Regions from separate parts of the Homo sapiens genome. Here all the other regions are linked to region 2. Evidence: chromatin contacts called from ENCODE Hi-C or POLR2A ChIA-PET data. All regions are on one chromosome and are shown on one strand. Each heading gives the region's core, a stretch centred on a gene start or an enhancer-like site at or near the end of the contact. The rest is flanking DNA. Distances are from core to core; before and after follow the strand shown.

Region 1 (4,104 bases), core at 1,605-4,104, 180 kb after region 2:
TAATCCCAGCACTTTGGACGACAGAGCGAGACTCCATCTGAAAAAAAGAAAGAAAAAAAAAAGAGAAAGTGACTTTTCAAGACTGTGATTTATGGTCTCCCCTGGGAACCAACAGTATCTGTGCTGAGAGCAGATATTTGGGTGGAAGGGGCTCTGGTGTGCAGGGCATGCCTTCTGTAGCTCAGTGCTTCTGACAATGGGTCCGAGGGGAGAAACATTGGCATTAACAGGGAACTTGTTAAAGATGCCAATTTATAAATGCTACCTCAAACCTGCAGAATCAAACATTATTACAGTGGGTTGTGGAGTGCCAGATGACTTATATTCACCTTAAAGCTTGAGAGTCAGTGCTTAGCTAAGAGGCTCTCAGCCCAGGCTTCCAGTTGGATCAAATGGTCATATTCAGTTACTACCATCACCTGTGCCCTCCCCATAGCGTCTGTCTATTGGTGTCGGGGGAAACATCCATGCTGTTTCAATTAACTACCCTGCCCCCAGGTGATTCTAGGGTGAGGAGAAGTCCAGCATGAGGGCTTCCATATGCATTTGTGAAGGTTGATGGCAGACTGTTCCAAATGAGAATAATGGTTTCCGTGATATGATAAAAGCAATGCTATTGAATATGATGATGACTGATGAGAAGTTTTGCATAGCATTCGCTGTAAAAAAGCCACTTATAGGCTGGGCACGGTGGCTCACGCCTGTAATTCCAGCATTTTCGGAGGCTGAGGTGAGCAGATCACCGGAGGTCAAGAGTTCAAGACCAGCCTGGCTAACATGGTGAAACCCTGTCTCAACTAAAAATGCAAACATTAGCCAGATGTGGTGGTGGATGCCTGTAATCCCAGCTACTTGGGAGGCTGAGGCAGGAGAACTGCTTGAATCTGAGAGGTGTAGGTTGCAGTGAGCTGACATCATGCCTCTGCACTCCAGCCTGGGTGAGAGAGCAAGACTACGTCCAAAAAAAAAAAAAAAGAGAGAGAGAATTTTCCTGTAAATAATTAAAAAGACTAAGCAGCCCCAGAGATAAGACCTCCTGGGATCATTGTCCCTTTATATTGAGTGATAAAGTAACCTTCCTTGAAGTATATCAATCCATAACCAATCACCTTGCTGCACCCTATGTACTGGTCTTGAATGGAAAATGTGGTGATTCTTCTAAAGCTTCTCTGTCTTTCCGTGTGTGTGAAACCTAAGGGAACGCTGATCCCATTCATTTGGAGTTGATGTTTCCAGGTGGCTATCCTCATGCTTTGTGTTCAAATAAACTCTGTGCTTAATCATATATTCTAAATTTTATTATTTACTGCTGATATCAGTTTCTGTCAGACTGTAGGAGCCTCACCAGAGAGGGCACCTGTCGCTATGTTGTAAAACTCACACTTGTCAGAAAGACATGGGTTAGTGTTACTCCCCGTCCCTCAGAATGAAGCTAATTAGCTGACACAGATGGTCACCTCCATTACCAAGTAGAGTCAGGATGAACTATGTGTGACCAAGAGTGTTGTCAAGTCCTCTTCCCTGAGGACTGATTAGCGTTTATCTTGAAAACATGTCCTTAATGGGTTGTATAGAACAGTAAAGTTTCTTTCTCTTTTTTCAACCTCTTAGCTGTTTGCCTGTATTTCGCATCACAATCTGGTCTAAGGCTTATTTATTAATGAAATGGTTTTAATTTCTTTCTCTATGATCATCGTGGAGATGATTTCTCATTTGGAGAAAGACTTTTTGTTTGTTTTCAATTATATTTTCTCAACAATTAGACAGTGAAGTAAAAAGTATTTTGGGGGGGCCAGGCACAGTGGCTCACGCCTGTAATCCCAGTACTTTGGGAGGCCGAGGCAGGTGGATCACTTGAAGTCAGGAGGTTGAGACCAGCTGGCCAACATGGGGAACCCACCTACAAAAATACAAAAATTAGCCGGGCATGGTGGCACGCGCCTGTAATGGCAGGTACTCCGGAGGCTGAGGCAGGGGAATCGCTTGAACCCAGGAGGCAGAGGCTGCAGTGAGCCCAGTTCCTGCCACTGCACTCCAGCCTGGGCGACAGAGAAATGCTCTGTCTCAAAATAAAAGAAAAGAAATAAGTAAATAAATAAAAGAAAGTAATAGATCTCTTCTACAAATGTGCTGGGACAACTAACTGGATATCCACATGGAAAAGAATAATGTATCCCTATCTCACACAATCAAAATTTTATTTTAACGTTAAAAAATGGAGAAAAAAAGAGAGAGAGACGAGGGAGGGAGTCCTGAGGGAGGGGTGTTACTTTGTCGCCCAGGCTGGCCTGGACCCCCAGGCTCAGCGATCCTCTCGCCGCTGCTTCCTGAGTAGCTGGGAACTCAGGCTCCCGCCCCCGCGCCTGAATCCTTGCTGTGTTTATCCAGCAGGTCGCCCCTGGCTGGCCTGAGCATTCCGTCCCGCATCCCAGGGGGAGGCCCTAGGGAAGTCTCTGCAGCTGAGCACGGGGTGGACTCTCCCTCCTGAGTGAGTGGAGAATAGAAAGGGAGAGGATTTCTGTTCTGTTCTGTGGGCCGTCAGCATGAAATCGTACGTTCCGCCCAGGCAGGGCCTTGCATTTTACATTCTAGTTTGTATCCCGTTCCAGACAATTCCAGGGCTTTTGAGTCCATGCGTCAGCCTTCCTGGGCGGTCTCACCTTCACCACCCGAAAACAGGTGCTAGGAGAGAAGCTGAGAGGAGCACCGGTCACGCCCCGGCCCCGCCCTCTGCCGGCTCTAAAGCGCAAGGTCTCTCCGCCTCGCGCCCCGCCCCTGCCTCGTCCAGGCCCCGCCCACCTCCTTGCGGGTCCCGCCCAGGCCTGGCTTCTGCTCTGCGCGCGCAGATTCGTGCAGACCAGGAAGCGGATAGCGTGGAGTGACGGTGCCACCGCGGCGCGTGAGTTTCGCCCTGTCTTGTATTAAGTCTGCTCTTCCAGGTTCCTGGCGCTTCTGTACCTGGGACTTGGGATCCCCACAAACCTGGAAATTCTCAGCCGTCTTCCTTCACTCAGAGCAAATTGAGACGACCTCGTGAGAGGCCGTGGGTCGGTTCCTTTTGGGTTTAAGGTCCCCCTGAGGCTGGTCCCGTCCCGGGTGTTTCTGCTACAGGGCAATGTATACACTTTCTAACCTGTAGTTTTCCTGCTGTAAACCTTTTTCTGACTCCTCCCGCCCCGCGCTTTTTAAAGTCCTCACCTGAGAGGTGGATTCTCGCCTTTGTCGGCCCCTGGAGCCCAGCGCCGCTGCCCCAGTCCCGGAAAGGCCGCGTCCTCTGCCTGGTCCTAGGATCCTGCAGACCCCACCCTTGCCTTAAGGTGCTGTCGCCCCTTCACCTCCCTCCTTGTGCCGGGCCCTGCTGCTCCACGGGTTTCGCCTCCACAATCACCGCTTCCCCTGAGCCCGCGTTGGGGAGGTGCCCGGGGCCTGTCCTGTGACGCGGGGTGTTACTGCCTGCCCAGCTCCAGCCCCTGGAAAATGCGCTCCCCCGGGATGCAGGCGTCTTACTCCAAACCCTCCTGTGACTGTGTGGGCCAAAGGGATCAGGAGACGGACAGAGAGCAGTGGAAAACCTGAGACAGAAAAGAAGAATGAGAAAGACCTATAACAGATGGCAAAGTAGAGGATGGGTGAGGGATTTGCCAAGAGACAGCAAAAGTGAAAAGAAAACGATAAGAAAGCAGGAGGAGAAAAGCAAGTGCAGAAATGTAGAGAAAAGCTGGATGTACAGAGAGATGAAGGACAGCAAGGTAGGGAGAGGGACAGCAAAGAGGGAGGCTCATCAGGGTGAGGGAGAGGAGGAGGGATTTGGAGCCAGGGCAGACAGAGCAGAGTGGTGCTGGTGGCAAGGAGAACAGAGGGAGAAGCACAGCAGGGAGGACACCTGGGGATCTGGGGTGCTAGAGAGTGGGGACAGGGGGGTATAACAGGGAAGAGAGAATTTAACGGGGAGAGCAAAGGAGGCGCAGAGATGGTGTTGCGGGAAACTGAGGACTAGACAGACTGATATGGGGGAGACAAAAGGATGTTTATTTAAGATACGCACCGGCTCAGTGGATTTACATCTAAAAAGCTGAGCATTTCAACAAAGACGGAGTGGGGTTT
Region 2 (4,724 bases), core at 265-2,764:
CCAGACATAAAAGAATAGTTCCAATATATGATAAAAAGTAGAAAGCATTTAGGCCAGGCGCGGTGGCTCACGCCTGTAATCCCAGTGCTTTGAGAGGCGGAGACAGATCACCTGAGGTCAGGAGTTCGAGACCAGCCTGGCTAACAAGGTGAAAATCCCGTCTCTGCTAAAAATACAAATTCACCGGGCATGGTGGCGCATGCCTTTAATCCCAGCCACTCGGGAGGCTAAGGCAGGAGAATCGCTTGAACCCTGGAGGCGGAGGTTGCAGTGAGCCGAGATCAAGCCACTGCACTCCAGCCTGGGTGACAGAGTGAGACTCCGTCTCAAAAAAATAAATAAATAAATAAAAGAAAGCAAAAGAAAGCATTTAAACCTCATAAGCTGAACAATACATTTAAGAGAAAATACTTTGAAAATTTTTTTTAAATCCAATAAATTATGGAATTACATTTAAGACAAGTTGAATACACGTCAAATTTAGAAAATGACACAAGCCACACACAAAAAAGGAGGGAATAATATTGTTAATGTCTGTTTGCAAAAGCAGCATACGGTGTCACAGTTTCTTCCCATTTCTTGACTCTCCTCAAGATCAGAGAAAGGGAAGAGGGTGAGCTGGAATTAACTGAGCTAAGTCAGTTAACCCTCTGGCTGAATAAGGGTTGCTTCTGATGTAATAATTAGAAAACGCAGAAGCCTCACACCGTAGTTTTGCAATTTTCATGCTCTTCTGCACAAACAATGAAGCAAATTTTAAATTAATTATAGAGCCATACATCAGTACTTCACAACTTAATGTTCCATATTAAATCAATCCACACTCACATGGATTTGGGTGCCCCCCCCTTTCTCCACCATTATGTGATTTTTTTCCCCCTCTCTATAAATGTTTCTCTTCCACCTTCTGTTTCTTTCCTTTTCTTTTTCCCATTTCGGCGTTTTCCTGTCCCTTTCTGCTCATTTGGCTTCCCTTCCTCTCCTTCTCTGACAGAGTGTTTGGCCCCATCCTGGTAGCATCCTTTTTTTCAGTCCCTGCTATTGTTTCTGATGGCTCTCTAATTTCGCGCATTTCTCCCTCTTTATCCTCCATTTCTGCTTCCCCTCTGTTCTCCCTGGAGAAGGGCGAAGGGTGTGTATCCACCCCGAGTGAGGGCTTTACCAGGGGGAGGGAAGAGGGAGTCAGAGAAGAGTTTTAAGCAGAGAAACGACGCGGTGGGCGGTCGGTGTCCACACTGACCTAAAGCAAAAAGGTCGGGGCCAGTACCCACTTCAGAACGATTTTAATCCGAAATGGACGCAGATCTCTAGACCCTCTCGGAGCGACGGGACTGGGAACGTCTTAGGGCCACGCCGCGAGAGGAATGAGCAGGTTCGGGGTTTTAACCTACAGGGCGACCCCAAAACCCGACAGCGGAGCGTGGGAACCTGTGGCCCGCGAGGCGCAGGCTTGAACCCGAAAGACGGAGACTCACCCGAGAGCGCCAGTAGCCCCGCGAGATCCGCTTCCGGGTCGGCAGGAACCTGCGCGTACGCGAGTGCACTGGGGCGGCGCAAGGGGCAAGGGCAGGGGCAGGGCGCGGACAACTGTGGGGATGGGCGGGCAAATGGCGGGGATGGGCGGGGACAATGGCGGGATGGGCGGGGACAATGGCGGGATGGGCGGGGCCTAGGGGTCGGACTGCCGGACCTCTCCTCGGCGCGTCCCAGCGACTTTTTTAGGCCTGTTTGTCGCCCAGCAGTACTCGATTCTTCACTTTTGGATTCCCTTGAATCTCTATGGTGTCCTTTGGAGCCTAGCTAAGTAAAAAATTAGAGACCTGTGGGCCCCTTATATTGGAATCGGAGCTTAAGATGGGAAAGGTTTGCTTGAAAACGTTTCTGCGAGCGATGGAGGCGCGTCCTGCGACGAGGCGGGAGGAGCGCTGGGACCTGGTGGATGGGAGAGGGCGACGGTATAAGGAAGCTCTTGGATCCAGGAACTTCTGAAATCCGGACGATTAAAATTTGTATTTAATTAAGCGAAAGCTGGAGTTGTCTGCGTAGGTGATGGAAACTGGAATGAGATGCATTTTTGTGCCTGTGCGGAGTGTACAATTTTATATTGACTTTCACTGGAACGTAATTTTTATTTCCGCTCCCCAGTCACCCAGGAGGCAGAGATGCACCATGGGCTGAGTTCCAGAGAATTTATGGGGTCAGACCCTGGGCGGTGGGGGGTGGAAGGCTGAGGCTTGGCTTTAAAAGAACGCAAAGTTCTGCTTGTATCGATCTAAATTTATTTTCCTTTATTATCCTAATGCACATTTCTTGAGATAAATTACAAATCCAAGTGCTGGATTTATTGGAGTTGGTATGTTGTGTTTTGTCTAAGTTATTAATTACTAATATACTATCGTTATTATTATTTTTATTATTATTTTGAGATGGAGTCTCTGTTTCCCAGGCTGGATTGTAATGGCGCGATCTCGGCTCACGGCAACCTACGCCTCCTGGGTCAAGCGATTTTCCTGCCTCAGCCTCCCGAGTACCTGGGACTACAGGCGTGTGCCACCATGCCTGGCTAATTTTTGCATTTTTAGTAGAGACGGGGTTTCACCACGTTAGCCAGGTTGGTCTGGGACCCCTGAGCTCATGTGATCCGCCCACCTGGGCCTCATGAAGTGCTGGGGTTATAGGCGTGAGCCACCGCTCCTGGCCTTTAGTCTGTAAAGTCTTTATTCTCAGTTATTTGGAAGAGTATTTTTAACATAATATGTGCTTGGCAATTCTCCTGGCCAACTGAATTGATTTCTCTTGGGCCCAGAGAGGAAACTTATTGACTGGAGGCTCCCCAAGAGAAGATGAGCCCATATGGGGGTATCTGAGTAAACCAAGGTCTATCCACTGTCTCTTTGGGTCTCTGTTTTCGTAACTGGGAATTACATCTGATAACAGGTGAAGGGTGAAAAAAAAATGAGAGTGCATTTTAGCATAAAAATACATATATGTTATTTACATATAAACATACACATATAAAAATTCTATTTATTTTACATATAAAAATACATATATGTATTTAAATTTTTTTTTTTTGAGACGGAGTCTCACCCGTACAGACGGGGTTTCACCGTATTAGCTACGATGTCTCGATCTTTTGACCTTGTGACCCACCCATCTTGGCCTCCCAAAGTGCTGGGATTACAGGTGTGAGCCACAGCGCCCAGCCTCTTTCTCTTTTCAATGTATTAAATGCACAAGATTCCATACTTTCAAATTCCATTTTGCAGAATTATTATATTTTCATAGGTTTCCCAAATCAAATATTAATTCAAGTTTCAGTTAGTTGTTTTAAAATAATAAATATATAGTTACATAATCTTTAAAATGATTCGTTTTCTAGCCTAAAATGCTTTATCACCTTTTATGTTTCATGTCTCATATTTTAGTGCACACTCTACCTAATGTTGTACATTAATTTCCGTGATGGGTGCCGTAGTATTTTTAGTCTTTGCAGACAGTGAAATGAGTGTTTCTGCTGGTATCTTAACATCTACTCACATTAAATACATTGGGTCATATGAAATTATTTAGTGCCTATTATAACTTATCAAGACCTATGAATATTCACTCATAAGTTATATTGATATGTAGAATAAATACTTTGACAAAAATAGGAAATTATCAAACCAAATTTATAAAGTGAACATGACAAATATTTATACATATGTAGGTGTGCGTGTATGTATGTGTGTGTGTATATGTATATATATGTGTGTATAGATATATAAAGGACACAACTAGGCAACTATTATAGCGTAGTAGTGAACACCAATGTTACTGCAACCAGGCTACTCACGTTCAAATCTTCACTCTTCTGGTATTTAAATGAGTCACCTAATCTCCTTGTGCTTAAACTCTTTTAGAGTTGGTGAAAGGAGAATAATATGAATTCCTACCTCATGGAGTTGTGAATATTAAATGTCAGAATAGGTACAGCATTTATAAAAGTCACTCATACATTGTAGGTGCTGTAAAAAGAAATACACGAAATGGGAAATTTGTTAACAATATATCTCTCTATATATTTCACTTTTAATATTCAGGGGGAAGAAATCGTCATAAGTGAAAGGTTATTTTCCATGAAAATGTGGCCCACAACTCGTGTTGCCATGCAGAACCTTCTGCTTACTCAATATTGAGTGCTGGAAAATGACAGAATGGCCTCTGTGGACCTGAAAATTGGAATGATCTTCCTATTTGTGGGCAGCAAGCCACCCAGCTGCCGAGGCAAGAGACCGAGGGCACGAGCTGTTCCAGCATAATAAAATATATAAAACAACAAGAGTTATATTAGATCTAGATCATAGACATGATTATATATGAATATCATTAATCATTAGTTGGTAGCAATTACTCTTATTCCAATATTATAATAATCCTCGCTCTATAATCATAACCTAGGAAAAGCCAGGCCATACAGAGATAGGAGCTGAGGAGACATAGTGAAAAGTGACCAGAAGACAAGAGCGCGAGCCTTCTGTTACGCCCAGACAGGGCCACCAGAGGGCTCCTTGGTCTAGGGGTAACGCCAGCGTGTGGGAAGACGCCCGTTGCCAAGTGGACCGTGGTCTAGCGGTAGCGTTAGTGTCAGGGAAAAACACCCGCTATTTAGCAGACCGGGAAAGGGAGTCTCCCTTTCCCTGGGGGAGTTTAGAGAAGACTCTACTCCTCCACCTCTTGTG
Region 3 (4,354 bases), core at 833-3,332, 140 kb after region 2:
CCTAGGCAACAGAGCGAGACTCTGTCTCAAACAAACAAACAAAAAATTAGACAGGCATGGTGGCGTGTGCCTGTAATCCCAGCTACTTGGGAGGCTGAGGCAGGAGAACTGCTTGAATCCAAGAGGTGGAGGTTGCAGTGAGCCGAGATCGCCCCACTGCACTCCAGCCTGGGCGAGTCTTGCCCTTATTTACAGGAAAAGAGTTCTCCTGTAAATAACTAGGAAGACTAAGCAGCCCCAGAGATAAGGCCTCCTGGGATCATTGTCCCTTTTTATGGAGTGATAACATAACCTTCCTTGAAGTGTATGACTCCGTCACCAATCAACTTGCTGCAACCTATGCACTGGTCTTGAATGGAAAATGTGTTGATTCTCCTAAAACTTCTCTGTCTTTCCCTGTGTGTGAAACCTTAACGTCTCTACTTGGGAACGTTGATCCCATTCATTAGGAGTTGATGTTTGCCGGTGGCTATCCTCATGCTTTGTGTTCAGATAAACTCTATACTTAATCATAAATTCTAAATGTTATTATTTACTGCTGACATCAGTTTCTGTCACATTGTAGGAGCCTCACCAGAGAGGGCACCTGTAGCCATGTTGTAAAACTCACACTTGTCAAAAAGACATGGGTTAGTGTTTCTCCCCCTCCCTCTGCATGAAGCTAATTAGCTGACACAGATGGTCACCTCCATTACCAACTAGAGCCAGGATGAACTATGTGTGACCAAGGGTGTTGTCAAGTCCTTTTCCCTGAGGACTGATTAGTGTTTATCTTGAAAACATGTACTTAATGGGTTGTATAGAACTGTGAAGTGTCTTTCTCTTTTTTCAACCTCTTAGCTCTTTGCCTCTATTTCCCATCACATTCTGGTCTAAGGCTTACTTATTAATAAAATGGTGTTTATTTCTTTCTCTATTATCGTCATGGAGATGTTTTGTCATTTGGGGGAAGATTTTTTTGTTTCGTTTTCAATTGTATTTTCTTAACAATTAGAAAGTGAAGTAAAAAGTATTTGGCCAGGCGCGGTGGCTCCCGCCTGTGATCCCAGCACTTTGAGGAGGCCCAGGCAGGTGGATCCCTTAAAGTCAAGAGTTTGAGACCACACTGGCCAACATGGTGAAACTCGTCTACAAAAATACAAAAATTAGCCGGGCATGGTGGCACGCGCCTGTAATTGCAGATACTCTGGAGGCTGAGGCAGGGGAATCGCTGAAACCCAGGAGGCAGAGGCTGCAGTGAGCCGAGATCCCATCACGGCACTCTAGCCTGGGCGACAGAGAAATACTCTGTCTCAAAACAAAAGAAATAAGTAAATAAATAAAGGAATAAATCTCTTCCAAAAATGTGCTGAGGCAACTAACTGGATATCCACATGGAAAAGAATACTGTTAGATCCCTATCTCACACAATCAAACTCTTATTTTAAAACGTTTAAAAAAAAAGGAAAAAAAAGAGAGAGTGACGAGGAAGGGAGCCCTGCGGGAGGGGGTGTTACATTGTCGCCCAGGCTGGCCTGGACCCCCAGGCTCAGCAATCCTCCCGCCGCTGCTTCCTGAGTAGCTGGGACCTCAGTCTCCCGCGCCCGCGCCCACATCCCTGCTGTGTTTATCCAGAAGGTGGTGACCTCACTCCTCGCTGGCCTGAGCATTCCGTCCCACATCCCAGGCGGTGGCCCTAGGGAAGTCTCTGCAGCTGAGCACAGGGTGGACTCTCCCTCCCAAGTGAATGGAGACTGGAAAGGGAGAGGATTTCTATTCTGTTTTGTGGGCTGTCAGCATGAAATCGTACGTTCCATCCAGGCAGGGCTTTGCATTTTACATTCCAGTTTGCATCCCCGTTCCAGACAATTCCAGGGCTTTTGAATCATGCCTCAGCCTTCCTGGCCGGTCTCGCCTCCAAAACCCGAAAACTGAGGCCCTGGGAGCCAGGCTGAGAGACTCACAGGTCCCGCCACAGCCCCGCCCTCTGTCGGTTCTAAAGGGTAAAGTCTCTCTGCCCCGCCCCTACCTCGCCCAAGCCCGCCCACCTCCTCGCGGGTCCCGCCCAGGCCTGGCTTCTTTCCTGCGCGCGCAGCTTCGCGCAGACCCGGAAGCGGACGGCGTGGAGTGACTATCCCACCGCCGCGGGTGAGTTTCGCTCTGTTTTGTATTAAGTCTGTGCTTCCCAGGTCCCTGGCGCTTCTGTACCTGGGGCGTGGGGTCTCCACTAACCTGGAAATTCTCAGCCGTCTTCCTTCACCCAGAGCAAGTTGAGACGACCCCGTGAGAGTCCGGGGGTCGCTTCCTTTTGGGTTTAAGGTCCCCCTGAGGCTGGTCCCGTCCCGGGTGTTTCTGCTATAGGGCAATGTATACACTTTCTATCACGTAGTTTTCCTGCTCTGAAACTTTTTCTGACTCCTCCCGTCCCGCGCTTTTTAAAGTCCTCACCCGAGAGGTGAATTCCCTCCCTGAGCGCCTCCCAGTCTCGCCCTCGTTGGCAGCTGGACGCAGCGCGGCGGCCCCAGCCCCAAGGAGGCCGCGTCCTCTGTCTGGTCCTGGGATCCTGCAGACCCCACCCTTGTCTTAAGGCGCCGTGGCGCCGCCGCCTCCCTCCTTTTGCGGGCCCTACTGCTCCCCAGGTTCGCCTCCACAGTCACTGCTTTCCCTGAGCCCGAGTTAGGGAGGTGCCCGGGGCCTGTCCTGTGACACGGGGTGTTCTTGCCTGCCCAGCTCCAGCCCCTGGAAAATGCGCTCCCCCGGGATGCAGGCGTTTTGCTCCAAACCCTCCTGTGTCTTATCCAAAGCCTCCGGTGCTTGTGTAGGCTAAAGGGATCAGGAGACAGACGTAGAGCAGTAGAAAACCTGAGACAGAAAAGAAGAATAAAAAAGACTCATAACAGATGGCAAAGTAGAGGATGGGTGAGGGATTTGCCAGACACAGCAAATGTGGGGGAAAAAAAAAAAAAGGAGGAGAAAAGCAACTGGAGAAATGTAGAGAAAAGGTAGATGTACAGAGAGATGAAGGACAGAGAGCAAGGTAGGGAGAGGGACAGCAAAGAGGGAGGCTCATCAGAGTGAGGGAGAGGAGGAGGGATTTGGAGCCAGGGCAGACAGAGCAGAGTGGTGCTGGTGGCAAGGAGAACAGAGGGAGAAGCACAGCAGGGAGGACACCTGGGGATCTGGGGTGCTAGAGAGTGGGGATGAGGGTATAACAGGGAAGAGAGAATGTAACAGGGAGAGCAGAGGAGGCGCAGAGATGGTGTTGCGGGAAACTAAGTACTAGAGAGACCGGTATGCGGGAGACAGAACGATGTTTATTTAAGGTACGCACCGGCTCAGTGGATTTACATCTAAAAAGCTGAGCATTTCAACAAAGACAGAGTGGGGTTTTTATAAGCAGGCTTACAGAAGCAAAATAAAAGCAGTTAATCATGTAATGATTGGTCACATAATCTATAGCATAGCATAACTTGTGGCCTTGCATAGCTGGTGGTCTTGTAGCTGCATTGAAAGAAAAACAAGAACAGCTAAATACAGACTTTTTTTTTCTTCACTCTTGTTCTAAAGTGGGGTTTTCTGGAGCTCATTCCTTTGGCTTCAGCTGCACAAAAAGCGTTATCTTATAACTGTCCTTGAAGTGAGCTTGCTAGGCAGAGGAAAACTTGTTCTTCTTTTCTTTTTAACCCTTGCCTTGCCTGTTAGTTTTTTGGAGTGAATGAATGCATATTGATTTTTTAAATTTCTGCCTCAGTTTTCTCCCTTTGCTGCTTTTTATAAATAAGGTTTTAATAGAAAGCACCACTATTACTGGATTCTTCATGAAAGAGCAGGTTTTCTTCTTTAGGCACAGGCTGATATTTATATGGAGCTATTAGCTGAGTGGTAGTCTGCCTAGTCACAATTGCTTCTATAGTTGATTGAACGTTCTTAACAAGGAGAGGTGAGGTAAGGGAGTATTAAACCAATTCTTAGTATTTCTAGAACCACTCCTGTTAAGGTTTTGAATCGACTGAAGGAGGAAAACCAGCCTCTAAAGAGGGACTCGGGAGTCTACTTTGTCTAAGTCTGGACTGGAACATGGGATAATTTTTTTATTCTTGCAGTTACTTCTATAACAGCCTTCCTATTGTCATTGATTTCTAGGCAGCAATTAGTTAGATTAAACTTTCTACATACTCCTCCTTCCTAGGCTAGGAGGTAGTCGAAAGCTAATCTATTTTGGTAGATGGCATTTCTCATTTTTGTGGCTTGCTGGGCCAGTAAGTCTAATGCATTTGCTGTTTCATTAGTGATGATTCCAAGTACTGCTTGCAACTTTATGATGCGGTTAAGCGTGTAAACTTAAGTGTGCCCGGCTCAATTTTTGAATTTTTAG

The links. A loop is a pair of places that touch in the nucleus more often than their neighbours do. ChIA-PET counts read pairs that join two places held with the same protein, here RNA polymerase II (POLR2A). Pooled maps may share reads with other maps.
Region 1: a map of CD8-positive, alpha-beta T cell shows a loop between it and region 2 (14-fold over the local background). The contact joins the promoter of ZNF761 here to the promoter of ZNF677 in region 2. A Hi-C loop is called at or near these places in 1 of 168 maps with a recorded cell type or tissue (CD8-positive, alpha-beta T cell) and 7 of 50 pooled maps. POLR2A ChIA-PET finds 5 or more read pairs at or near these places in 1 of 52 experiments (Caco-2).
Region 3: a map of prostate gland shows a loop between it and region 2 (2.5-fold over the local background). The contact joins the promoter of ZNF765-ZNF761 here to the promoter of ZNF677 in region 2. A Hi-C loop is called at or near these places in 2 of 168 maps with a recorded cell type or tissue (naive thymus-derived CD4-positive, alpha-beta T cell and prostate gland), 1 of 37 single-sample maps with no recorded cell type and 15 of 50 pooled maps. POLR2A ChIA-PET finds 5 or more read pairs at or near these places in 2 of 52 experiments (H1 and WTC11).

The regions. Positions count from the first base shown.
Region 1 is chr19:53,429,130-53,433,233 of GRCh38, forward strand. ZNF761 (zinc finger protein 761) reads left to right here and starts at 2,855. Exons shown (of 5, transcript NM_001289951.2): 1 at 2,855-2,899. The region is part of intron 9 of ZNF765-ZNF761 (ZNF765-ZNF761 readthrough); the gene reads left to right. It also overlaps the pseudogene TPM3P9. RefSeq lists a silencer at 2,732-2,811.
Region 2 is chr19:53,253,359-53,258,082 of GRCh38, forward strand. ZNF677 (zinc finger protein 677) reads right to left here and starts at 1,515. Exons shown (of 5, transcript NM_182609.4): 1 at 1,476-1,515.
Region 3 is chr19:53,393,067-53,397,420 of GRCh38, forward strand. ZNF765-ZNF761 (ZNF765-ZNF761 readthrough) reads left to right here and starts at 2,083. Exons shown (of 13, transcript NM_001350496.2): 1 at 2,083-2,127. ZNF765 (zinc finger protein 765) reads left to right here and starts at 2,083. Exons shown (of 4, transcript NM_001040185.3): 1 at 2,083-2,127. RefSeq lists a silencer at 1,953-2,152.